2 separate regions of the Homo sapiens genome follow, and region 1 is linked to region 2. A link is an interaction called in ENCODE POLR2A ChIA-PET data of the cell type or tissue named here. Cell type or tissue: PC-9. All regions are shown on one strand. Each heading gives the region's core, and the rest is flanking DNA. Links, peaks and the distances in the headings are about the cores only. Region 1 holds the start of PPP1R37 (protein phosphatase 1 regulatory subunit 37). Region 2 holds the start of APOC1 (apolipoprotein C1).

Region 1 (11,968 bases), core at 2,129-10,128, 180 kb before region 2:
GTGGCTGCTAGGTGGGGAGCGGGTTGGAGAGGGAGCAGGAGAGCCATTGGGAGGCCCCTCCACCTGGCATGGCAGGGACAGCAAAGTGGAGGCAAAACAGGCGCTGGTTGGCAAGGAATGAAGGAATGAATGCAGGAAAAAAGGACTCAGTGAACGAAATCTTCCTTCCCCACACCCCATGCTCCCTGACTGTCCTGAGCCCCAGTGCCTGGGTTACAAAGGCTTTGCGGCACCCGGCCTGGGTGCTCATAAGCAACCCCACTTTGCCCGGAGTCCTTAAGGTTCCTGGAGGCGTTCAGTGGTTCCACCCCTCCCAGGAGCCAGATGGACAGGATGCAGCCCTCTGCAGCACTGGTCCAGGGAGGGGAGATGGGCCCGAACAAATAACAACAGAGCGAGGAGGCGCCATGGGAACCCAGACGAGCGGAGCAGAGCTTTGTCCGGGGATTAGAGAAGGCCTTGCCCAGAAGGCAGCACGGGAGGGGGAGTTGGTCAGGAAGGGCAGGGGACTATCGAGGGGTGTGCTGGGCAAAGGCGCCTGCGTCTAGGCGTGGGAGGGGTAACGGGAATTGGTCAGGAAGGGCAGGGGACTAGCGAGGGGCGTGCTAGGCAGAGGCGCCTGTGTCTAGGAGGCTGGGCGTTCTGTGGGAAAGGCCTCCCACACCAGGCCCACGGGTGTGGACTTTGTCCTGTAGTTACAGTGGAGCCCTGGGGGCTTTCTGAAACAGGACAGAGGATCAGAACCATTCAAGCTGCCGGGCTATAACTCAGCTCCTCCTCTACTACCTGTGTGGCCTTGGCACCTCTGTGAGCCTGTTTCCTCCTCCAAGATTAACGATGCATGTAAAGAGCTTAGCCCTGTTAAGCGCTCCATAAATGGGAGCTTTGAGTACCATCACCTCCATCACCACCACCAGGAGGCATGACCCCTGCAGAGAGTCACTTCCCTGCGGCTCGCTTTCACCTTTTGGCAGCCCCACTCTCCCACCCTCCCTCCCTGTTGTCCTGGGGAACCAAGCGAGTTCAGCTGTGACAGTGCTTTGCTTTGCAAAAGGGAAGACTGCACAGGACGCGAGCAGTTCTCCACTACATCGCTGACAGCAGCTGGTGAGAGCCTCGGAGACCGTGGAGAGAGGGAGGGGTGGGTGTGAAGGTGGCACACGAGTCCGACCCCGGCGGGTCCCAAGCGCCAGCTTGCTAGAGGAGCCCGCCCACCTAACCAGGGAACACATTCCCAGCTGGAACCCAACCAGCCCTGAGGGGAGCATCCGACTGCAGGGCTCCCGACCCAGGCTTCCGCTGCGAAGTGAGATGGGCGCTGGGCAAGTCACATGAGCTGTGCGGATGTCAGCAGACACTTCCAAACCTCCACCCCCACCTTGAGGCAACCGCTCAGTACCAGCTGCCTAGAGGAAGGGAAGGGGTGAGAACAACTTCTGAGTGCCTACTGTGTACCTCCATCCACCACCAATTCATCCAGTGTGAGACCCTGCGGAGGGCCAGGCACCATGGAGGGTGCTGGGGACACAGGTGAGCCAAGACAAAGATGGGTCCTGCCTTCATGGACCTTCCTACTTAATGTACGAAACATAGCCAAGCATGACGGATCTCTCGAATTCCTTTTGGCACCCAGCCTCTGAACCACCTTCTTGCAATTAGGGAAGCCCCTCCACATCTCCCACCTCCTCTTAGCTGAAACAGCAGACCCCAGCCTCCTGTGTGGCTCCAGCCCAGGAGCCTGACGTGGGCTCAGCCCTGGAGGTGCTGTGGCGGCTATGTAACAGGAGCGGCATCAGCTCCACACTTGATGCAGGGTGTGCTCCTGCTGGCGTGGGCCCCAGGCCTGGCTCTCTGGTCTTCCCAGAGAGTCTAAAAACTTTGAGAGAGTCCTCATCTGGCAAAATGGCTTCACAAATGGGGAAAGTGGTCCAGGGAGGTCAAGGGACTTGCCCAAGGCCACACAGCCCAAGTGTGGAGGAGCCGAAATCACACTCAGGCAGATGATCCTACCCGCTGGTCATCTAGCCCCACCTGCCTAACCCTTACAGCCGGGGGAGGCAGGAACCAGTCAAGTTCAAGGCAGTGACCACCTCACTCAACTTTCCCATGTCCTCATGAGCGCCTGCAACAGCCAGCTACTGTTCCAGCTGCTTTCCAAGTAGAGGCTAATTTAATCCTCAATCCCCATACAAATGGGGACACTGAGGCAAAGAAGCTGGGTGATTTGCCCAAGGGCAGAGCTGGGACTGGCACCCAGGGGGCTCCCGTGCTGCCTCTCAGGTTACTGCCATTTCACAAACATGGAACGAGGCCCGCTGCGGGCTCCAGAGTCTCCTCCTGGAACCCTTGGGCCAGACGTGTTTTAGAATCAGAATTTTCTGGATTTTATAAGACTGATCAGACACCGATATTGCGCTAAGCCACCAGAGGGGTTTGGGATGGTCTGTAGAGTTTTCTGGATCTGGGTACTGTGAGACCTGAAGGGACTGTGGAGGTGAAGTCACTGGAGAGGTCACCGGACTTCACAGCCCACACGCCTCCCACAGCCCATGCAGGGGCAGGATGTCCCAAGCAGGCCAAGGACACGCTGGCTGGGGGAGCACGAGGGAAGGGACTCAGATCCAAGGAGAGAAGGGAAGGGGAATAACAGTCACCTCAGAGGTGCTATGGGAAACAGTGGCATCGGCAAACCTGCTGGTGGAGGGGAGGACTCAGAGGAATCTGATGAAGAAGTCAATGAAGTCAAGTGTCAGCTATCAGCCAATATGAGGCTACGCCAAGCCTACAGCCTCCGGGCTCCTGGCTCACGGCCCCTCCCTGGCCTCCCTGTCTCAGTCTCACCCTATTCATGTCACCTCCACACAGGATTCTGTTAAAAACACCCACCATGCCCCTCCTTTTTCTTTTGAGACAGGGTCTCACTCTGTCACATAGGCTGGAGGGCAGTGGTGTGATCACAGCTCACTAAAGCCTCGACCTCCTGGACTCAAGTGATCCTTCCACCTCAGCCTCCTGAGTAGCTGGGACTATAGGCACATGCCACCATGCCCGGCTGATTTTTGTATTTTTTGTAGAGACAAGGTCTCGTCATGTTGCCAAGGCTGGTCTTAAACTCCTGGGCTTAAGTGATCTTCCCGCCTGGAGCTCCTGAAGTGCTGGGATGACAGGCGTGAGCCCCCCATGCCCAGCCCAGGCCCCTTCTTAAGCCCTCTGGGGCTCCCTGCTAGCACAGCCCATAAGGCCCCACACAGCAGTCTCTCCTGCCTCCTCCAGCCTCACCTCTGACCAGCCTGCCTCTACCTCAACTAAGTCTGGCTTTTTTCTGTTCTTCAGACATACCAGGCTGGTTCTCTCTGCCTTCCACCCCTGGTGCACTCCTCCCACTGCTCCTCACCTGGCTTACTGCTGGATTTCCTTGGTGACGTCCTTTCTAGGAAGCTGCCTCTGCCCTGCCCTCCTGCACACCCTGTGGACCCTCCCTAATCTGAGTCCTCAGAAGCCTGGTTTGCTGAGAATTCTTTACTGTGTGTCTCCCTCACTTGACTGTGACCCCCACAGAAGCATGGACTGGGCCTGTCTTCTGCCCTGACTCGTAACACGTGGCACGGCCACACCATGCTGAATGCATGACTGGTTACGGGGTCACCAAGTCACTCACGCAGCAAGAATATATTGAGCGCCTATCACATACCAGACACTGAGTAGCACAGGAAGAACACGTCCCAGAGGCCAAGGGTCAGAACAGCAGGCAATGCTGAGGACAGAGGAGCAGCACAAATCTCCAGGGACTCAAGCTGTCCACGAACCACAGTGACCCCCTCCTGCGTGCCCACCAAGGCTGGGCCCTTACCCCACCTGTTTCTGTTTCTCCTCCCTGCCACAACACCGCAAAGCCAGCACTGTTGCCTCTATTTTATAAACGATTCTGGGTTATAGATGAAGAGACCGTATGGCACGTTGCACCGAATGCGTCCAAGCACTCAGCCGCCGCACAGGGGTTATTACTGCGCAGGCTTCGGCGCCAGGCTGGCTGCCTGGATTTGAATCCCAGCTCCACCACTTACCCACTGTGTGACCTCAGGAAAATTACTTTACCTCTATGGGCTCCATTTCCTCATCTACAAATTGGGGCAAACGGCACCTACCTCCTGGGGTGGCTGTGATATCTAAATGCGATAATACACAAAAGGCACTGAGACCAGTGCCTGGTACAGGCACATGGAAGGCAATGACTGGTGATGACTAAGGTCAGCCAGAAGGCAAGAATTTAACCCACCTGCCCCCATGCCCTACTGCAGCAGGTGGCCGGCTCAGCTTGAATTTCTGCAGTATTTCAATGCTCACCTGTTAATTTGCTCCAAAAAAGGCTTTGAGGTCAATGCCAGCCACCCCTGAACTGAGGTCTGAAGGCAGGCTTGGGACTGAGTGATGGATGGCGGAGCAAAGCACACAGACAGCCAAGCGAGGTTGTCAGAACCACCTGGGGAGCTTTTGTAAAAACAGGTTTCTGGCCTCCGTGCTCAGTGACTGCTCCAGCTGCAGTCCGTCCAACACAGGGCATTTGGCCCCACGGTTCTTAATCCTCTTGGAGTCGGATGCCTGTGAAGGTTCGCAGAGCCCCAGTACTCGCTCCCAGAAACAAGTGCACACGCACTCCCGCTGACGCACTGAAGGCTGGTTACCGAGTGCCAGCTGGGGGCCAGCTTCGCGTGCTCTTCCGGGAGTCAGAATGGGTGCTAAAGCCTGTCTGTAGGTCCCTGAGAAAGAGTCCTCGTCCTGGCACCAACTGGATTAACTACCACAAAAAAAGTTTCCTGTAAATCCCACCATGGGGTGTTTGATCCCAGGAAAACACCCCAGTCCTTCGGACATGTGTCCCGTGCCCGAGCCCTCCTGTGTGCTAGACTAGGGTCACAGAGGTGACTCATACACAGTCTTTGCCCTTGAAGGGGGAAATAGATGCGAGCACAGATAATCACAGGCACAAAGAATCAGGCGGCCCAACTGCATGTACAGGCACGGAGAGCGGCGAGTCACAGTGTGCAAAGGGCCTGGGAGGGCAGAGGACAGGCACCAGCACAATACCACCACTAACCTGATCATGCTCCAACAGGGCAGGGGGCTGGGGTGGTGGAGCCCCCGCTCCAGAGGAGACTCAGGCTCAGGGAGGAGCTGCAACTTGTCCAAAGTCATCAGCCAGAGTAGGCAGAAGCTGGAACTAACATGGCCAGTGTGGAATCTTGGTACCCCTGCTGCCTCTTCTACTAGTGGGCTGAGACAGGCTGATTTAGTTTTAGCTCAGAGAGATTGGACAAATTGTCCACGGTCACACAGCTTGGCAGAGACAGAGTCAGGCCTGGAGGTCAGGGACTGCTGGGGCACCCAGCCTGGAGGAGTGGGCCTCTGAGGGAAAGCAGGGACGCTGACGTGGGACACTATAGGGGAAAGAGGAGTACAAATACACAACACGGGCAGGAAACAGAAACAAAATGTTAGGGCTATAGGTGGGGGCAGAGGAGTGGTGATGACAGGAATAACAAGGGAGGCATTTGCTGGGCATTTACTATGGATCAGGCACTGTGTTATCTCACTTAATCCTCCCAATCACCCTATGAGGACATACTGCTGCATTTTAGACACAGAAAAATCGAGGCAGAGAGAACAATCGCCAAAGTCACGTGGCTGCTCAGTGGCAGGGTCTACTTGCCAACTCCAGCAGCAGGAGGTGGAGCTGGGCCCAGACGGAAATCTGAGCAGATGCATCAAAGCACCCGCCTCGACCCTGTTCCCTACTCCCCAGCAGCTCCACCACGAATGCTGAAGCAAGCCGATTCTCTAACCTGGGGCCTCTTTCCACCACTGACAGATGCATGTCTACCTGTCCAGCCTGCTTTTAGGACTGAATCTGCAGCACGGGTTTCAATAGCCAACAGTATGGCATTTCCATGCCCTAAGATCCGCATTTAAGAACACCCTGCCCCCACCCCTCCCGCTGCCTTCCAAAGCTCAGGTGGCCAGAGATGGTAGCATGCTTGGGCCCCCTCACCCTGCCCTGCAGACACCTTGACTTCATGCAAGTAGCTTCCTAGTGGGCAAACCCCCAACGCACACACACTGGAGGACTGATGGTCAGGGAGCAGGGAGTGAGTCACCGGCAGGACTGGAGGAGGGGAGATGAGTCTCCCGGACTGTGGCTGGTGTCATGTGCTCTCATCACAAGTCCCTCTCACATGCCTATCTTTCCAACCCCACAGAGTTCAGCTGGGACTGAGGAGACCAGCCGAGCCTCAGGTCATTCCTGCAGTTTGGCCTGATGGGTTCCTTGTGTAAGTCTGGCCTTGGCCTTCAGAAGAGCTGAAGGGTCTGCCACAACATGATGGGGTGCAGTGCAGCCGGCTAGCTCGCTCCCCACGGGCACCCACGTGCCCAGCCTGGCAGTGCTGAAGCGGCCTCTTTCACTCACGATTCCCAGCCTGCCTCCTCCCCGAGCTTCCCTGCCCATCTACACACACCTGGCTGTGGCTTGCTGAGGAGACCTGCCCCCAGCAGGTTCACCCTATCCTCTGACATCCTGGTGGTCTGCAGGGCAGGGATCACTGGCCCTGTTTCACAGGTGAGGAAACACAATGCTCTGCAAGAACCCATGCTTGCCAGAGGCCACAGAGCACACTGCTGCCCCACTGGCATCCCCACGCCAGGCTGCTCAGGCCCCTGACATTCAGCTACATGTCACTCTGCTAGGTGGCTCTCAGACACCACCAGGCCTCACGGGCCCACAGGCGCTCATTCAACAACTGAGTGTCCTTGAGGAAAGCGGAGAAGAGGATGGACTTCGGCCTCTGCTCTCCCATTCCAGCGCGGGAGAGAGACCACCACCAAGAAAACAAGCACACAACAGAAGAACATCAGATGGCCATTCACGTAATGAGGAAACAGCAGCCCCAGCAGGCGGAACCCCACTGTGGGAGATGGGAATCCGGATAAGCCTGGGCAGGCTCGAGACCCTCCCTCACAATCCCCCTCCTCCAGATCACCTCATCTCCAGGAATCCCCAAACCCTGGGCCCCTGCAGGGCCTGAGGGAGCGCTCACCCTCAGGTAGACACCCCCCACAGCTCCCACCCAGCTGGGCCACCACTGTAGCCCCAGGGGTGAGGCTCTGCTGAAGGAGACCCCTGCACTGGGGTGCCCCCAGTGCTGCTTCCTCCTCACCCAGGGGCGCTCCTCCATCCCCTGGCCTAGGCAGCGCTCCATCTCTAGCACGGCACAACAGCTTCCGGATAACTGAGTCTCCCCCCTTCAGACCTGTCAGCTCTTCTGTTACCCCTTGGCCTTGGGGTCACGCCACCCTTCCACTAGATCCACAGCTCAAATGACACCCCCTGTCCCTCCCCACAGCTTATGAGATTGATGCCAACAAATCTCCTACCTCTGTTCCAAGACCAAGCAACCCCTCCCTGCAGTCCTCCAGCCCCAGACCCTCTGGGCCTCTCACTTGGGCCTCCCCTTAGACCCACTTTCTGTACCACGATTCCTCTTCACCCTGGCGAACCCTCCACCTCCCACAGCCCCATGGCCAGTGAACCACTCCATCGTCCTCCCCAGCATGGAGCCTAACCCCTGCTCCTTGCTGTTCCCAGGCCCTTGGGTTTTCTGTCCTGCAAATCCCTTTGTCCAAACTCACCAACTTCACCAATGACCCCTCCCCTGCCCAGGCCCAAGATCATCCAACTCCTCACTGCCAAGCCAACTCCTCAAGCCCTCTTCCCAAACAGGATGGACCAATTCTTCCAGTCCAGTCCATGTCATCACCTCTGCAGCTCAGACGCACGGACTCCTCGAGAGTGTGAGTCCCAACCAGACCTTACTGCCCCTCTCTCAACCGCTGGAATGAGAGACTCCCCCAGCCTGGAGAGTGTTACCCACTCTACCCCTTACCCAGGACAGACCAACCGGCACCCCTCCTCTAAACTCCTCCCAGCCAGGCTCCAACTGCCCCTCTTTTCTTGACAGATAGCCTTCTGCCTCTCCAGTTCTTTCACTGCCTCTTCAAGACTGCACGTGAAAACAAACAAACAAACAAAAAACAAATCTGCCTGGATGACAGCTGCTATTTATGTGGCAGAAATTTATGAGGACTATCTTACTTCATCTTCACAACTACCCCATGGTAAAAATTAGCACCTCCATTTGCAGAGAAAGAAACAGAGGCTTGGAGAGGAAAAGTGGCTTACTGAATGAAAGCCAAACCTGTTCTGGGAATCTGCAGACCAGAAACTTTACCCCCCAAAGCCCAATCTGTGCCAGACTCTCTTGCTGCCCTCACCCCTGACCCTTCAGCCCACAAACTGACCATCTTCCCCCTCGCACCTCACTCCAGGCCCACGCATTGACTGCCATCTCTCCCCTCTCCTGGAAGCCTCTGAAGCAGCCACATCCAGGCCCCACCCCATGCATGAACTCCTCCACACCAGCCCAAGATGACCAACACTGTCTTAATAACAATGACTGCCATCGAGAACACTCACCCTGGCCAATTCCTTTCCATATGTGACTTCATCCAGTCCTCTCCTAAATTCCGTGGCAAGAGTATTGCCACCTACTTCACAGATGGGAAGACTGAGGCTCAGGAGTTAGGTAACCAGCCCGAGGTCTCAAAGGATCTGACCTGGAGCCTCTGCTCTTGAAACACCCTGCTCTGCCTCTCCAGGTCTTTCCCCTTCCTGCTCTGGACTGGATATCACGCAATAGCCAGGGGGCATTCTGACTGTGCCCGGGTCCCAAACTAACCACCTATCCCTGGGGCCTAGAGCCCAAGGACTTGGCTGGCTCCTAGTGCCAAAACTCTTTTTTTTTTTTTTTTTTTTAAGACCGGGTCTCTGTCACCCAAGCTGGAGTTCAGTGGCGCAATCACAGTTCACTGCACTATCGACCTCCTGGGCTCAAATGATCCTCCCACTTCAGCCTCCTGAGTTGCTGGGACTACAGGCGTGCACCACCACACCTGGCTAATTTTCGTATATTTTGCAGAGACGCGGTTTCACCTTGTTGCCCAAGCTGGTCTTGAACTCCTGGGCTCAGGTGATCTGCCCACCTTGGCCTGACAAAGTGCTGGGGTTGCAGGCATGAACCATGGCGTCCGGCCCAAAAGTCTTAATTTAACCACTGCCTCTTTAAGAATAACTAGCCAGCCGGGCACGGTGGCTCATGCCGGTAATCCCAGCACTTTGGAAGGCTTAAGTGGGCAGATCACCTGAGGTCGGGAGTTCGAGACCAGCCTGGCCAACATGGTGAAACCCCCAACTCTACTAAAAATACAAACATTTTTAGCCAGGTGTGATGACAGGTGCCTGTAATCCCAGATACTGAGGAGGCTGAGGCAGGAGAATTGGCCTGGGCGACAGAGGGAGACTCCGTCTAAAAAATTATAATAAGTAGCCAAACTGTCATTCATGATGGACTCCCTGTGTGTTCAGTTTCCAGTTACCATGTTTCCCACCCTCACATCAAAGCCACCAATTCCTCCATTGTCCACAGACTGGCAATAGTTTCTCCCCTTGCCCAGGGCCGGCAGATCAGCTTCTACAGAACCACGGCCACCACAGCCAGTCTGATCCCTCACTTCATGGGCTCCACCCCAGGAGAACTGACAGACTTCTCCAGCACAAAATGGACTCAACACTGCCCTGCATGTCCCAAGCGACTTTCCACTTTCCCAGCCCTATGGCTCCAACACACTCCTTTCAGCTCCAACACTGACCTGACCCTCTCCAGTGCGCTGGCCCTCTCTCCCAACACTTCAAGTAGCCAACTTTTTCATCTCTCTCACCTGCTACTGGCCAGCAACTCCAATTTCTGACTTGATAACATCCCCCAATTCTTTTTTTTTTTTTCTTTGAGCCGGAGTTTTGCTCTTGTCACCCAGGCTGGAGTACAATGTCGTGATCTTAGCTCACTGCAACCTCCACCTCCCGGGTTCAAACGATTCTCCCTGCCTCAGCCTCTTGAGTAGATGGGATTACAGGTGTGCACCACTATGCCCGGCCAATTTCTGTATTTTTAGTAGAGACGGGGTTTCCCCATGTTGGCCAGGCTGGTTTTAAACTCCTGACCTCAGGTGATCCACCCACCTTGGCCTCCCAAAGTGCTGGGATTACACGCCTGAGCCAATGCACCCGGCCATCCCCCAATTCTTTCTCAGGAAGGAACAAGAGGACCCTTCCGTAGCCATGTCCCAAACATCCTCTGCTCCTGAATGACTGACAGCCTTCCTTCTGCTTCTCTTTTTTTTGGAGGAGGAGGCGGCGGTAGGCGTTGGCTTTTCTTCTTAATACCACATTGCAGCAGGCGGCGGTGGCTCACACCTGTAATCCCAACACTCTGGGAGGCCAAGGAGGGAGGACAGCTTGAACCCAGAAGTCCGAGACCAGCCTGGGCAATGTAGTGAGACCTTGTCTCAATAAAAAAGAAAACATAAAAACCACACTGCCTCTTTCTCCCTCACCCAACCACAAATTGACCACCACCTCTGCTCCTCTTCTGGGACCTTATCTTGACTCCTTTTTACCAAGTCCTCTATAGCCACAGTCCAAGTTTATAGTCTCCCTCTTTCCAGCCAAGAAAGTGGCCAACACGACCACTCCTTGCCCCAAGGCTTGCAGACCAGCAACTTAACCTCTTTTTACCCCCATAGACCCATCAAACTCTTTCAACTGCCCTTTCAGGCCCAGTGTTGACCCGCTCCTCCTCTCAACTGCTCCTTCTCTCCTTCTCTGGTGGAACTACGAACGCAAAGGCTGCCACACTCTACATCTGACAAAACACCAAACTTTCTTTAATTGCTCATCGTTTTAAACCCTAAAACGATCACCATCTTTGTCTCGGGTGGGTGGGGTGCGGCAGAAACCAGATACTTTTCACCTTCCCAACTCCATAGCCACCCCCTTTCTAACAGACTACGGTTCTAAACTGACGACTGTCCCCTTATTCACCATTAGGTGCAATCTATTGAACGCCACCTCGAGCCGGGCCCTGCACCGATCCCTCCCGACTCCCGGGTCCCTCTCGAGCCCGCCCCCGCTTCACCCGCGGTAGCTACCATGTCTCCAGGGGTCTTTGGGCTCCACTGCTCCAGACACGATATCCTCGTCGGACGGGAATGTGACGCGCTTGGCTGCAGCCTTGAGGCGCCCATCGGCGGGGGGCGACGCGGGGCTGGGAGACCCGGCCTCAGCTGGGGCCTCTTCAATGTCGCCGTCCGCGCCCGGCACGGGCGGCGCCTCCTGCGGCGCGATCTCCATAGCCGCCGCCGCCTCCTCACGGGGGCCCCGGGGACATGCCCCGGGCCCCGGATTTGTCTCTCCGGGTCCGCCCGCCGTCCCGGGGCATGGGCTCCGCCGCCGCTTCAGGCGCCGCCTCCGTCCGCTCTCCTAGTGGTCGTAGTCGTCGCCGCCGGGAGCCCAAGCGCGCCTCCGCCGAGCCCCGCGCGCGCCTGCCCGTTCGCAGTCACACTTTCGCTCGAGGCTGGCGAGCCCGCCGCTTACTATAAGAAGCAGAAAATCGATTTCAGCGACTTGCACGTAGAGTTGTCCCGCGGGTGACATGAAGAGAGAAACAAAGGGCAGGAAGGGCCACGGAAAAAAGAAACGTGAGCAGCGAATCTGCAGAGCCGGAACTGCAGACTATGAGGGGCGGGGCGAAGTAGACGCCGTCTCCAAGAGCAGCGCGCAAGCGCGAAGCTGAGCCCACGCCTTCCTGCCGGAGTCCAAATAACGAATATTCAGCTCCCGCACATTCGTCAAGAGCCCAGGGAATGGAGTGCATAGAACTGAAAACACCTGGCGGGGCGCGGCGGCACACGCCTATAATCCCAGCACTTTGGAAGGCTGAGGCGGGAAGATCGCTTGAGTCCAGGAGTTCGAGACCAGCCTGGGCAACATAGCAAGGCCCCGTCTTTACAAAAAATTTAA
Region 2 (11,968 bases), core at 3,304-11,303:
GCTCATTGAGAACCGGCCAGGATGACAATCGCGGCTTTGTGGAATAGAAAGGGGGGAAAAGTTGGGGAAAAGATTGAGAAATCGGATGGTTGCCGTGTCTGTGTAGAAAGAAGTAGACATGGGAGACTTTTCATTTTGTTCTATACTAAGAAAAATTCTTCTGCCTTGGGATCCTGTTGATCTGTGATCTTACCCCCAACCCTGTGCTCTCTGAAACATGTGCTGTGTCCACTCAGGGTTAAATGGATTAAGGGTGGTGCAAGATGTGCTTTGTTAAACAGATGCTTGAAGGCAGCATGCTCGTTAAGAGTCGTCACCACTCCCTAATCTCAAGTACCCAGGGACACAAACACTGCGGAAGGCCTCAGGGTCCTCTGCCTAGGAAAACCAGAGACCTTTGTTCACTTGTTTATCTGCTGACCTTCCCTCCACTATTGTCCTATGACCCTGCCAAATCCCCCTCTGTGAGAAACACCCAAGAATGATCAATAAAAAATAAATAAATAAATAAATAAATAAATAAAATTTAAAAAAAAAAACATGTGTGAGCCACAGAGCCCGGCCTTAGGGTTTCCTTTTTAAGGATGCGTTACATTCCATTACATGTAGAGACCACATTTCCTTGACCCATTCATCTGTTGATAAACATTTAGGTTGTTTCCATATCTTGGGTATTGAGCAGACCTGCAGTGAACATGGGAGGGCAGGTATCTCTTCAAGGTCCTGATTTCAATTCTTTTGAATAAATACCCAGAAGTGGGATTGAAGGATCATTTGAGAGTTCTATCTTTAATGTTTTGAGGAAACCCCATACTGTTTTCCACAGTGGCTGCAGTGTTTGATGTCCCAACTAGGATTGTATATTATACATTTTGAATTTTTTTTTTTTTTGAGATGGAGTCCCACTCTGTCTCCCAGGCTGGAGGGCAGTGGCGCCATCTTGGCTCACTGCAACCTTCGACTCCTGGGTTCAAGGGATTCTCTTGCCTCAGCCTCCCAAGCAGCTGGGATTACAGGCATGTGCCACCCCACCCGGCTAATTTTTTTGTATTTTTAGTAGAGACAGGGTTTCACCATGTTGGCCAGGCAGGTCTCAAACTTTTGACTTCAGGTAATCCGCCCGCCTTGTCTTCCCAAAGTGCTGGGATTACAGGCATGAGCCACTTCACCCAGCCTGAATATTAACCGGTTATTAGATATGTGGCTTACAAATATTTTTCTTATGAAATCTTAAGCTGGGTGCGGTGGCTCACACCTGTAATCCCAGCACTTTGGGAGGCCAGGACGGGTGGATCATTTAAGGCCAGGAGTTTGAGACCAGCCTGGCCAACATGGGGAAATTCCGTCTCTACTAAAAATACAAAAAAATTAGCTGGGCGTGGTGGCACATGCCTATAATCCCAGCTACTCAGGAGGCTGAGGCAGGAGAATCCCTTGAACTCAGGTGGTGGAGGTTGCAAGGCTGCAGTGAATGGAGATTGTGCAACTGCACTCCAGCCTGGGTGACTCCATCTCTTAAAAAAAAAAAAAAAAAGAAAGAAATCTTAATTACATAGGGTTGTTTCTCATGTGTATGTGGTTTAATTTTACATAAGAGCCAGGCACAGTGGCTCACGCCTGTAATTCTAATACTTTGGGAGGCCAAGGCAGGAGGATTGCTTAAGCCCAGGAGTTGGAGACCAGCCTGGCCAACATGATGAAACCCTGTCTCTACTAAAAATACAAAAATTAGCTGGGTGTGGTGGCGCACACCTGTAAATCCCAGCTACTTGGGAGGCTGAGGCAGGATAATCTCTTGAACCTGGGAGGTGGAGGTTGCAGTGAGCTGAGATCGCACCACTGTACTCCATCCTGGGGGAGAGAGTGAGTCTGCCTCAAAACAGAAACAAAAACAAAAAAAAACCTCAGCCCCTCATCTCGGGTAGACCACACTAGGAAAAGTGTAGCATAGTGACATTGCTAGGCTGAGGGTTCAATCTAGTTCCAGTTCTCTACTTCCTGGCTGTGTGACCTTATACAAGTAACTTCACCTCTCTGGGCCTCAATGCCCTTATGGGATTAATAAGGCCCAGTTTGCAGGGTTCTTAGGAAGACTCTTTTGAGACCATGGAGTTAAAACATCCTCAGCACAGGGCAAGTAGATAGGGCATTGGAGGGCTTGTGAGGAGTACCTAAGGTTTAGCCCCTGCCCTCTCCTGCAGACCCTGCCCTCTCTGGAAGCCCCTACCCTCTCCCGCAGCCCCTTCCCCAGAGTAAAGAAGCACTCAGGAGAGAATTTTCTGTAGGATTTTTATTGGTGGCACCTGGGGCCACATGGAGGGAGTCCTCAGCACAGGCGCTGGGGTGTGGGAAATTTCAGAGGCCCCTCCTGGGATGTCACCCTTCAGGTCCTCATGAGTCAATCTTGAGTTTCTCCTTCACTTTCTGAAATGTCTCTGAAAACCACTCCCTGTGGGGAGGAATAAGGAAGGGGGTCACTGTGTGCAGCTACCTCCCAGGCTGTCCAAATTCTGCCTGCTACCTGACTCCCACCTCTTCCCCTTGCAGAATCTCCATCCCCACTGTCTGTGGGATTAGGAGGACCGCTGGGCTGGGTGGGCCAACTTCTGTGCCTCAGTTTCCCAGATGGACCAAAGCACGTTGAAGTCTAAACACTTTACCCTTGGCTGGGCATTTGGCTCACGCCTGTAATCCCAACACTTTGGGAGGCCGAGGTAGGCTGATCACTTGAGGTCAGGAGTTCGAGACCAACCTGGGCAACATGGTGAAATGTCATCTTCACTAAAAATACAAAAAATACCATGTGTGGTGTCACACACCTGTAGTTCCAAGTACTCATGAGGCTGAGGCAGGAGAATTGCCTGAACCCGGGAGGTGGAGGTTCCAGTAAGCCGAGATCGCACCACTGTACTCCAGTCTGGGTACATCTCAAAAAGAAAAAATAAGGCCGGGCGCCGTGGCTCACGCCTGTAATCCCAGCACTTTGGGAGGCCGAGGCGGGTGGATCACCAGGTCAGGAGATCGAGACCATGCTGGCTAAGAATACAAAAAATTCTACTAAGTAAATTCTACATTCTACTAAGAATACAAAAAATTAGCTGGCGTGGTGGCAGGTGCCTGTAGTCCCAGCTACTCGGGAGGGTGAGGCAGGAGAATGGCATGAACCCGGGAGGCGGAACTTGCAGTGAGCCGAGATCAGGCCACTGCAATCCAGCCTGGGTGACAGAGCGAGACTCCGTCTCAAAAAAAAAAATTTAAAAAGAAAAAAAAAAAAAAAAAAAAAAGAAACACTTCACCCTGGCCTGGCTTTCAAGGCCTGCCATCTCTTGCTACCAATGCCTTCCTTTTTTTTTTGAGATGGAGTTTCGCTCTGTCACCTGGACTGGAGTGCAATGGCACTGTCTCGGCTCACTGCAACCTCTGCCTCCCAGGTTCAAGCCATTCTCCTGCCTCAGCCTCCCGAGTAGCTGGGACTACAGGTGCCTGCCACCACACCCAGCTAATTTTTGTATTTTTAGTACAGAGAGGGTTTCATTATGTTGAGCAGGCTAGTCTCGAACTCCTGACCTCGTGATCCGCCTGCTCAGCCTCCCACAGTGCTGGGATTACTGGCGTGAGCCACCGCGCCAGGAGTTTTTTTTCTTTTTTGGCATGGAGTCTCGCCTTGTCGCCCAGGCTGGAGTGCAGTGGCATGATCTCGGCTCACTGCAACCTCCGCCTCCCGGGTTCAAGTGATTCTCCTGCCTCAGGCTCCCGAGTAGCTAGGACTACAGGAATGCACCACCACGCCCGGCTAATTTTGTATTTTTAGTAGAGACAGGGTTTCTCCATGTTAGGCTGGTCTCGAACTCCTGACCTCAGGTGATCTGCTTGCCTTGGCCTCCCAAAGTGCTGGGATTACAGGTGTGAGCCATTGTGCCTGGCCTCCAAACGATCTTTCTAAGTTTATGCCTGGCTCTATTTTCCCTCCCTCCCTCCCTTCCTTCCTCCCTCCCTCCCTGTCTTTCTTTTCTCTTTTCTTCTCTTTTCTTTTCTTTTTTTGTTGAGACAGGGTCTCATTCTGTTACCCAGGCTGGAATGCAGTGGCACAAACATGGCGCACTGCAGCCTAGATCTCCTGGGCTCAAGCAATCCTCTCGCCTCAGCCTCCCAAGGAGCTGGGACTACAGGCATGGGCCACCATGCCCAGCTAATTTTTTTTGCATTTCTATTAGGGACGGGGTTCTCGCACTCCTGACCTCAAGTGATCCACCCACCTCGGCCTTCCAAAGTGGTGGGGTTACAGGTGTGAGCCACCGTGCTCGGCACGTTCTTCACTGTTTTATTCCCCACATTGAAACAGTTTCCAGCACTTAGCAGATGCTCAGTAAATATTTTTGAAAGAACGAATGACTCTCTAACTTGCCAAAGGGGGCAAGGGTGGGTTTCATGATATACTGAGCATCTACATGTACCAGACACCCTGTAGGCCTGCTCCTTTACTTCCCTGTAGAACCACCAGTTTATAGGAGAGGAAACTGAGGCTCACAGTAATGCCCCTCTGTCAAGATCACACAGGAAGGGGTGCTACTCCAGCCTGGGGACCCAGGTCTGGCCAAGCTTGGGGCCTTCATTTTCATTACCTCACAAAACCATCTTTTTTTTTTTTTTTTTAAATGGAGACAGGATCTCGCCATGTTGGTCAGGCTGGTCTCGAACTCCTGGGCTCAAGCAATCCTCCCATCTCAGCCTCCCATAGTGCTGGAATTACAGGTGTGAGCCACCATACCTGGGCAAGACCATCTTGTTTTTTTTTTTTTTTTTTTTTTTTTTGAGACAGAGTCTCCTTCTGTCACCCAGGCTGGCACAATGTTGGCTCACTGTAACTCCCACCTTCCTGGTTCAAGCAATTCCCCTGCCTCAGCCTCCCGACTAGCTGGGATTACAGGTGCACGCCACCATGCCTGCCTAATTTTTTTGTATTTTTAGTAGAGACAAGGTTTCACCATGTTGGTCAGACTGGTCTCGAACTCCTGACCTCAGGCAATCAGCCCACCTCGGCCTCCCTAAGTGCTGGGATTGCAAGCATGAGCCACCGTGCCCAGCCCAAGACCATCTTTTAAAATATGGCCTGGATGGGAGTCAGGGAAACTGTCCTTGAAGTCTGAGCACCTTGAGATCTAGCTGTGTGACCAGAGGGATGTTGTCAGCCTCTCCAGGACTTGTTTTTTTTTCAATCTGTTCATCTTGGACCATCTGCCAGGGCTCCACCCAAAAACACACCCCAGCTCTCCCGTGCCCTGGGAAGGGTTCTAACCGCATCTTGGCAGAAAGTTCACTCTGTTTGATGCGGCTGATGAGTTCCCGAGCCTTGTCCTCCAGTGTGTTTCCAAACTCCTTCAGCTTATCCAAGGCACTGGAGACGTCTGGGGTCCCCTGGGCTGGGGCTGGGCCTGCCAGGAAGATGGGCAGGGGTTCAAAATTTGTTTTTTTTTTTTTTTTTTTGGAGATGGAGTCTTGCTCTGTAGCCCAAGCTGGAGTGCAGTGGCATGATCTCGGCCTACTGCAACCACCACCTCCCGGGTTCAAGCAGTTCTCCTGCCTCAGCCTCCCAAGTAGCTGGGATTACAGGTGTGCACCACCACACCCAGCTATTTTTGTTTTGTTTTGTTTTGAGACGGAGTCTTGCTGTGTCAGCCAGGCTGGAGTGCAGTGGTATGATCTCGGCTCACTGCAACCTCCGCCTCCCGGGTTCAAGTGATTCTCCTGCCTCAGCCTCCCGAGTAGCTGGGCCTACAGGCGCGTGCCTCCACACCTGGCTAATTTTTTTGTATTTTTAGTAGAGACGAAGTTTCACCATGTTGGCCAGGCTGGTTTCGAACTCCTGACCTCAAGTGATCTGCCCGCCTCGGCCTCCCAAAGTGCTGGGATTACAGGCATGAGCCACCCTGCCCGGCCAAAAATTTGTTATTGGAACCCCCTTAGGTTGGGATACCGGGATGGATAGAGATCCTTGGGGATCATGTGGTTAGAATGGGGAGGAATGGCCGGACGCGGTGGCTCACGCCTGTAATCCCAGCACTTTGGGAGGTCGAGGCAGGCGGATCACAAAGTCAGGAGATCGAGACCACGGTGAAACCCTGTCTCTACTGAAAATACAAAAAATTAGCCGGGCGCGGTGGCGGGCGCCTGTAGTCCTGCTGAGGCAGGAGAATGGCGTGAACCAGGGAGGCGGAGCTTGCAGTGAGCCGAGATCGCGCCACTGCACTCCAGCCTCGGCGACAGAGCGAGACTCCGTCTCAAGAGAAAAAAAAAAAAAAAAAAAAAGAATGGGGAGGAATACTGGAGTGACCTGGTGGGGCTCAAGCTGCTGGGAATTGCCTTACTCAGCACTGACCTCTCCCAGAGCCCCCCACCCAGCTTACCCACTTTCAAGGCTGTCGAAGCAGGACAGCCAATCCCAGAGGTGTGGGCCTCAATACGTCATCGGTTGCTAGTGCTCTCCTGCGCAGATTTGGCGCCTGCGGGACTGAGCCTGGGAGAACCTGGAGACCCACCCGACCACGATGAGGCAACCACGACCCAGAAGGGGCCCCGGAGCTCTCAGAGGTCCTCTAAGCCGGGACCCCAGGCCTGTAGCCACCTTCACTCTTCCAAATCTCCAACTCCGCAATTCTCCCATCCCACTTTTACCTTCCAAGACGATCGACAGAACCACCACCAGGACCGGGAGCGACAGGAAGAGCCTCATGGCGAGGCCGGAGGGGCACTCTGGAGGCAGAGGCAGGGGTTCAGGGGATCAGTGGCACCCTCCTCCCTCCCTACCTCCCTCCCACGATCCCCTCATCTCCCTTTTTGAGTTTCTTGCAGAGTGTAGGCGGGTGTCCCTCCCAGGCACTCAGCACCAACCTGAATCCTTGCTGGAGGGCTTGGTTGGGAGGTCCTGTCCTGCCCGCAGGACCTTTATCAGGCTGGGGAGGGGGCGGGGCAGGTTGATGTTGATCTCCCTCCTCCTGAGCCTTCCCCTGACCGCCTGCCTCCCTCTGTCCACCCACGTTTTTCTCCTCTGCCCCTGTCCCGTGAGCGTTGGGGTCAGGTGGGGTCCCGGGCACTTCCCTTAGCCCCAAAGCCCCTCCCCGTTCAGCACTCTCACCTCTCAATCTTCCTGACTCTGTGGGGTCCTCAGACCACCTTAGTCCCTTTCCCCACTCAGAATGTAGCAGGAGGAGCCGCAGACAAAATTCCTCAGACGCTGAGTTAAGGAAGGGGTTTATTCGTTCGGGGAATGGGCAAGATTCCTGTCTCAAGAGCCGAGCTCCCCGAGTGAGCAATCCCTGTTCCTTTTAAGGGCTCACAACTCTAAGTGGGTGCACGTGAGAGGGTCGTGATCGATTGAACAAGCAGGGGATGCGTGACTGGGGGCTGCATGCACCGGTAATTAGATCGGAACAAAACAGAATAGGGATTTTCACAGTGCTTTTCTATACAATGTCTGTAATCTATAGATAACCTAACGGATTAGGTCAGGGGTCAATCTTTAACCACCAGGCCCAGGGTGTGGCGCGGGCTGTCTGCTTGTGGATTTCATTTCTGCCTTTTAGTTTTTACTTTTTCTTTCTTTGGAGGCAGAAATTGGGCATAAGACAATATGAGGGGTGGTCTCCTCCCTTAAGAAGACAGCCTTGTCCTGTCCCTGTGGCCATCTTCCCTCAGGGGTCTCCCAGTAATAACCCTGTGATCTCATCCCCCCCTCATTCACACCGTGTCCCTAGATCACCTCTTTCCCTCACTTCCCCTCTCTCAGCAAGCCTCCTCAGCCCCAACAACTTTTCCTTTATGTTGCTGGGTCTCCCAGTTGGCCCGGCGCTCCTACCCTGCGTGCCACCTCCAATTTATTCCAGACCAGCCCTTGAAGCACCCCAGACCACCGTGATATTCTCTGGGCTCTTAACTTCATGGTTCTCAGTCTCCCTTTTTTGGGAGGGGAACGGGTCGCCTTAGCTGGATGACACTGCAAAAACCTCACCTGCATTAGCCAGGCATGGTGGCTCATGCCTGTAATCCCAGCACTTTGGGAAGCTGAAGAGGGAGGATCACTTGAGCCTGGGAGTTCGAGACCAGCCTGGGCAATATAGGGAGACCTCATCTCTACAAAAAAGTTCAAAAATTAGCCGAGCGTGGTGGCGCATGCCTGTAGTCCCAGCTACTCAAGAGGCTGAGGTAGGAAGATTGCTTGAGCCCAGGAGTTCGAGGCTGCAGTGAGCTGTGATTGTGCCACTGCACTCCAGCCTGGTGGGACAGAGACCCCATCTCAAAAAATTAAAACCCTCAGCTGCAAAGCTCTGCGTGTATGTCCCTTCTTCCCTTCCACCGGGCCTCACCCCCTTTGGCTGGCTACCTCCCCCAAACACTCTATCTGCTTTTATTCACCCTCTGACGCCCCTCCTGGCACCAAGCCTGCTTCCCACCATCACTACATCCGTCCCCCAAGGCTGGAGTCCAATGCCTTCCCCACCAGCTGCCTTTGACCGCCAGTGACCCTGGCAGCTGGTGGGGAGGGTGTCCTCCGCCTAGCCTCAGACTCTAGGTTGGCTGGCCTTGTGCCCCCGCAACCACGTGTCAGCCTGGCAGTAGGGGGATGGTTGTGAAAAGGACAGCATAGACAAGACCCTGGCAGGATTGCAACATCCCTCTGGCCAGCTCAGAGCTTCCAGTCCCTGTCAGCCCCAGGGGCCCCCCTACTTCCCCAACTAAGCCCAGCACCCCCCAAACATCCACCCAGATGTCTGCTTCCCAGACCCCACAAGAATAGCATAACAATGCTCCTGCTTTTCCAACCTCATCCTCCCCTCTGCTATAGGGGTTTCTCTTTAATAGATGGGGAAACTGTCGCATAACCAAGAACATCCAGTAGGGCTCAGCGAGGGGCAAAGATGGGGGCTACTGGCTGGTTGCAGTGGCTCACGCCTGTATTCCCAGAACTTTGGGAGGCCAAGGTGGGCGGAGCACTTGAGGTCAGGAGTTCGAGACCTGCCTGGCCAACATGGTGAAACTCCGTCTCTACCAAAAATTCAAAAATTATCCAGGCATGGTGGTGTGCACCTGTGGTCCCAGCTACTCAGGAGGCTGAGGCAGGAGAGTCGTTTGAACCCATGAGGTGGAGGTTGCAGTGAGCCAAGATTGTGCCACTGCACTCCAGCTTGGGTGACAGAGTGAGACTCCGTCTCAAAAACATAAAAAAAATTTAAAAAAGGGGGCTCTTTGTCCTTCTCCTTCCCAGGCTCCAGGATGTCTCTGTGGATGGTTGCTGGGTCAGCTCCTGTCCCATACGACTCCCTGCCAGCCTTTGTTCTGGAACCTCCTTCCCATCCTTGTCCCACCTCTGGATCTGACTGGGGATGTGGTGAGATAGGGCACCCTGTCTGCTTAGACATCTTCATAGGTTGGTGGGGCGTGGTGGCTCACACCTGTAATCCAACTACTTTGGGAAGCTTTGGCAGGAGGATCTGCTTGAGCCCAAGAGTTTGAGATCAGCCTGGGCAACATAGTAAGACCCCATCTCTACAAAAAAGTTTAAAATATGGCCAGGCATGGTGGCTCACTCCTGTAATCCCAGTGCTTTGGGAGGCCGAGGCGGGTGGATCACCTGATGTCAGGAGTTTGAGACCAACCTGACCACCGTGGTGAAACCTCGTTTCTACTAAAAATACAAAAATTAGCCTGGTGTGGTGGTGTGCGCCTGTAATTCTAGCTACTCAGGAGGCTGAGGCAGGAGAATTGCTTGAACCCGGGGGGCAGAGGTTGCGGTGAGCCAAGATGGTGCCACTGCACTCCAGCCTGGGCGACAGAGTGAGACTCCATCTCAAAAAAGAAAGAATTAGCCAGGCATGGTGGTGGGTGCCTGTGGCCCCAGCTACTCAGGAGGTTGAGGCAGGAGGGTTGCTTGAGTTGGAGGCTGCAGTGATTGATGATCGTGCTACTGCACTCCAGCGTGGTCGACTGAGCAAGGCACTGTCTCAAAAAAAAAAAAAAATTCTTAAAGGTGAGAACTCAAGGTTCGATTCTTCAGGTGGGAGATGTGGCTGATGCTGATTCTCTCATTGACATCTGGGGAAACTGAGGCTCTGAGAGGGTGCTGCTCCAGCTCCTGGACATACGGTGAATCAGCAGCAGGCCCAGCAGACCAGGCCCCCTGCCTGTGAGCACACTGACCCTTCCCCTCCTCACTCAGCCCTGGTGAGTCATCTCCAGGGGAGGGGTGCTGCCTCCACGTGGGTGATCAGAGCAGTGCCAGGGAAAGCACCAAGTTCAGGGTGTGCAGGAGCCAAGATGGGCAGAGGGACAAGCAGATGTTGCAGCTGGCCCAGGAGATACAAGCTCAAGTCTCAGCCTGTCCCCCGTTGGTGGGAACCCTCCTCCCCGTCTCTGAGAACTGAGGGGGTGGGAGGAGAAGAGAGTGCCGGCGGCTCCTGGGCTTCCATCCAAGCTTCCCCTCTCTGAGCGCCAGCTCTCGTCTCAGCATGGGCCTGGTGCAGACTCCGACAGAAGAGCCGCTCCCTTCTCTTCCCAGCCTGGATTCAGCACCCAGTAGGCTTGTTGGGAAACATGAGGGGTAGACATCACAACTGGAGGAAAGGATGGAGAATGAGGGATGGTCCGGGTGAGGTGGCTCATGCCTGTAATCCCAGCACTTTGGGAGGGTGAGGCAGGCAGATTACTTGAGGTCAGGAGTTCGAGACCTGCCTGGCCAACAATGCCGAAGCCTTGTCTCTACCAAAAATACAAAAATTAGTCGGGTGTGGTGGGACACGCCTGTAATCCCAGCTACTCTGGAGGCTGAGGCAGGAGAATTGCTTGAATCTGGGAAGTGGAGGTTGCAGTGAACCAAGATTGCACCACTGCACTCCAGGCTGGGCAACAGAGCAAGACTCTGTCTCAAAAAAAAAAAAAAAAAAAAAAAAAAAAAAAGAAAGAAAGAAAGAGAATGAGGGTTGGGCAGGGAAACCCAGTTCACAGTGGGTGAAGGGACAGCTAGCTCAGAGGGAACCGGAGAAGCAGAGAGCTCAAACCAAACTGAATGGCAGAAGAAGAAATCCAGATGAAGGGGGTTGGGGGAGAAACAAGCAGGCCGGGGAGAAAGAAAAGAAACCGTAGGAGGGAGAGATAAAAGATAGAAGTGGAGGAAAACAGGAAGCCAGAGTCTCCTGAGGAGAACAGGGAGAGACAGAGGGGTGGGATGGGGTGCAGGGTGGGTGGGAAGGAGGCAGATATCAGATAAGACTGGAGGAGAGAAGGGGGAGAATAATGACAGCAGAAAAAAAATGAAAATAGCTTAGAATAAAGGCACCAATCTCAGGTCATTTGGAGTTGCAACTCTGAGGAACAAGTATTATTAAGTTGGGCAGGCCGGGCTCGGAGCCCCATGCCTGGAATCCCAGCACTTTGGGAGGCCGATGGCGGAGGATCTCTTGAGCCCAGGGGTTTGAGACTAGCCTGGGCAACATATTGAGACCTTGTCTCTACAAATAATAATAAAAAGCTGGGTGTGGTGGTGCTAGCCAGTAGTCTCAGCTACTCAGGAGGCCAAGGTGGGAGTATCGCTTGAGCCCAGGAATTCCACATCAGCCTGGCCAACAAAGCCAGACCCCATCTCCACACACACCACCCCCCCCCCCAAATTAATCCTAGTGGTATGCGCCTGTAGTCTCAGCTACTGGAAAGGCTGAGGCGGGAGGATCACTTATCACTTGAGTCCAGGAGGTGGAGGCTGCAGTGAGCTGTGATGGCGGGTGACAGGGTGAGACCTTTCCCTGCCCCCTAAAAAAGAAAGAGGGGCAGAGGCCGGGCATGGTGGCTCAGGCCTGTAATCTCAGCACTTTGGGAGGCCGGCGGGTGGATCACTTGGTCAGGAGTTTGAGACCTGCCTGGCCAACATGGTGAAAGCTCGTCTCTACTAAAAATACAAAAATTAGCCGGGTGTGGTGGTGTG

Evidence for each region. ChIA-PET counts read pairs that join two places held together with the same protein. Peaks named below come from ENCODE experiments on the same cell type or tissue, not always from the same donor. Only the 100,000 strongest peaks of a DNase experiment are listed, where the experiment ranks them.
Region 1: POLR2A ChIA-PET joins it to region 2 with 30 read pairs; 7 of 35 experiments call an interaction of 5 or more read pairs at or near these places.

The regions. Positions count from the first base shown.
Region 1 is chr19:45,092,657-45,104,624 of GRCh38, reverse strand. PPP1R37 (protein phosphatase 1 regulatory subunit 37) reads right to left here and starts at 11,446. Exons shown (of 13, transcript NM_019121.2): 1 at 11,098-11,446. The coding sequence starts at 11,299. RefSeq lists enhancers at 4,133-4,720, 5,899-6,488, 6,489-7,077, 11,794-11,843 and a silencer at 11,164-11,373. In PC-9, for the core only: no CTCF peak of the experiment used is centred there; a DNase peak (open chromatin) is centred at 6,154; H3K4me3 peaks cover 315 bases.
Region 2 is chr19:44,909,654-44,921,621 of GRCh38, reverse strand. APOC1 (apolipoprotein C1) reads right to left here and starts at 7,014. Exons shown (of 4, transcript NM_001645.5): 1 at 6,889-7,014; 2 at 6,673-6,750; 3 at 5,297-5,432; 4 at 2,276-2,449. The coding sequence starts at 6,730. The coding sequence ends at 2,392. RefSeq lists enhancers at 5,943-6,700, 6,701-7,460, 8,219-8,978 and a promoter at 6,875-8,001. In PC-9, for the core only: CTCF peaks have their summits at 10,019 and 10,218; DNase peaks (open chromatin) are centred at 6,451 and 10,231; H3K4me3 peaks cover 1,351 bases; H3K27ac peaks cover 495 bases.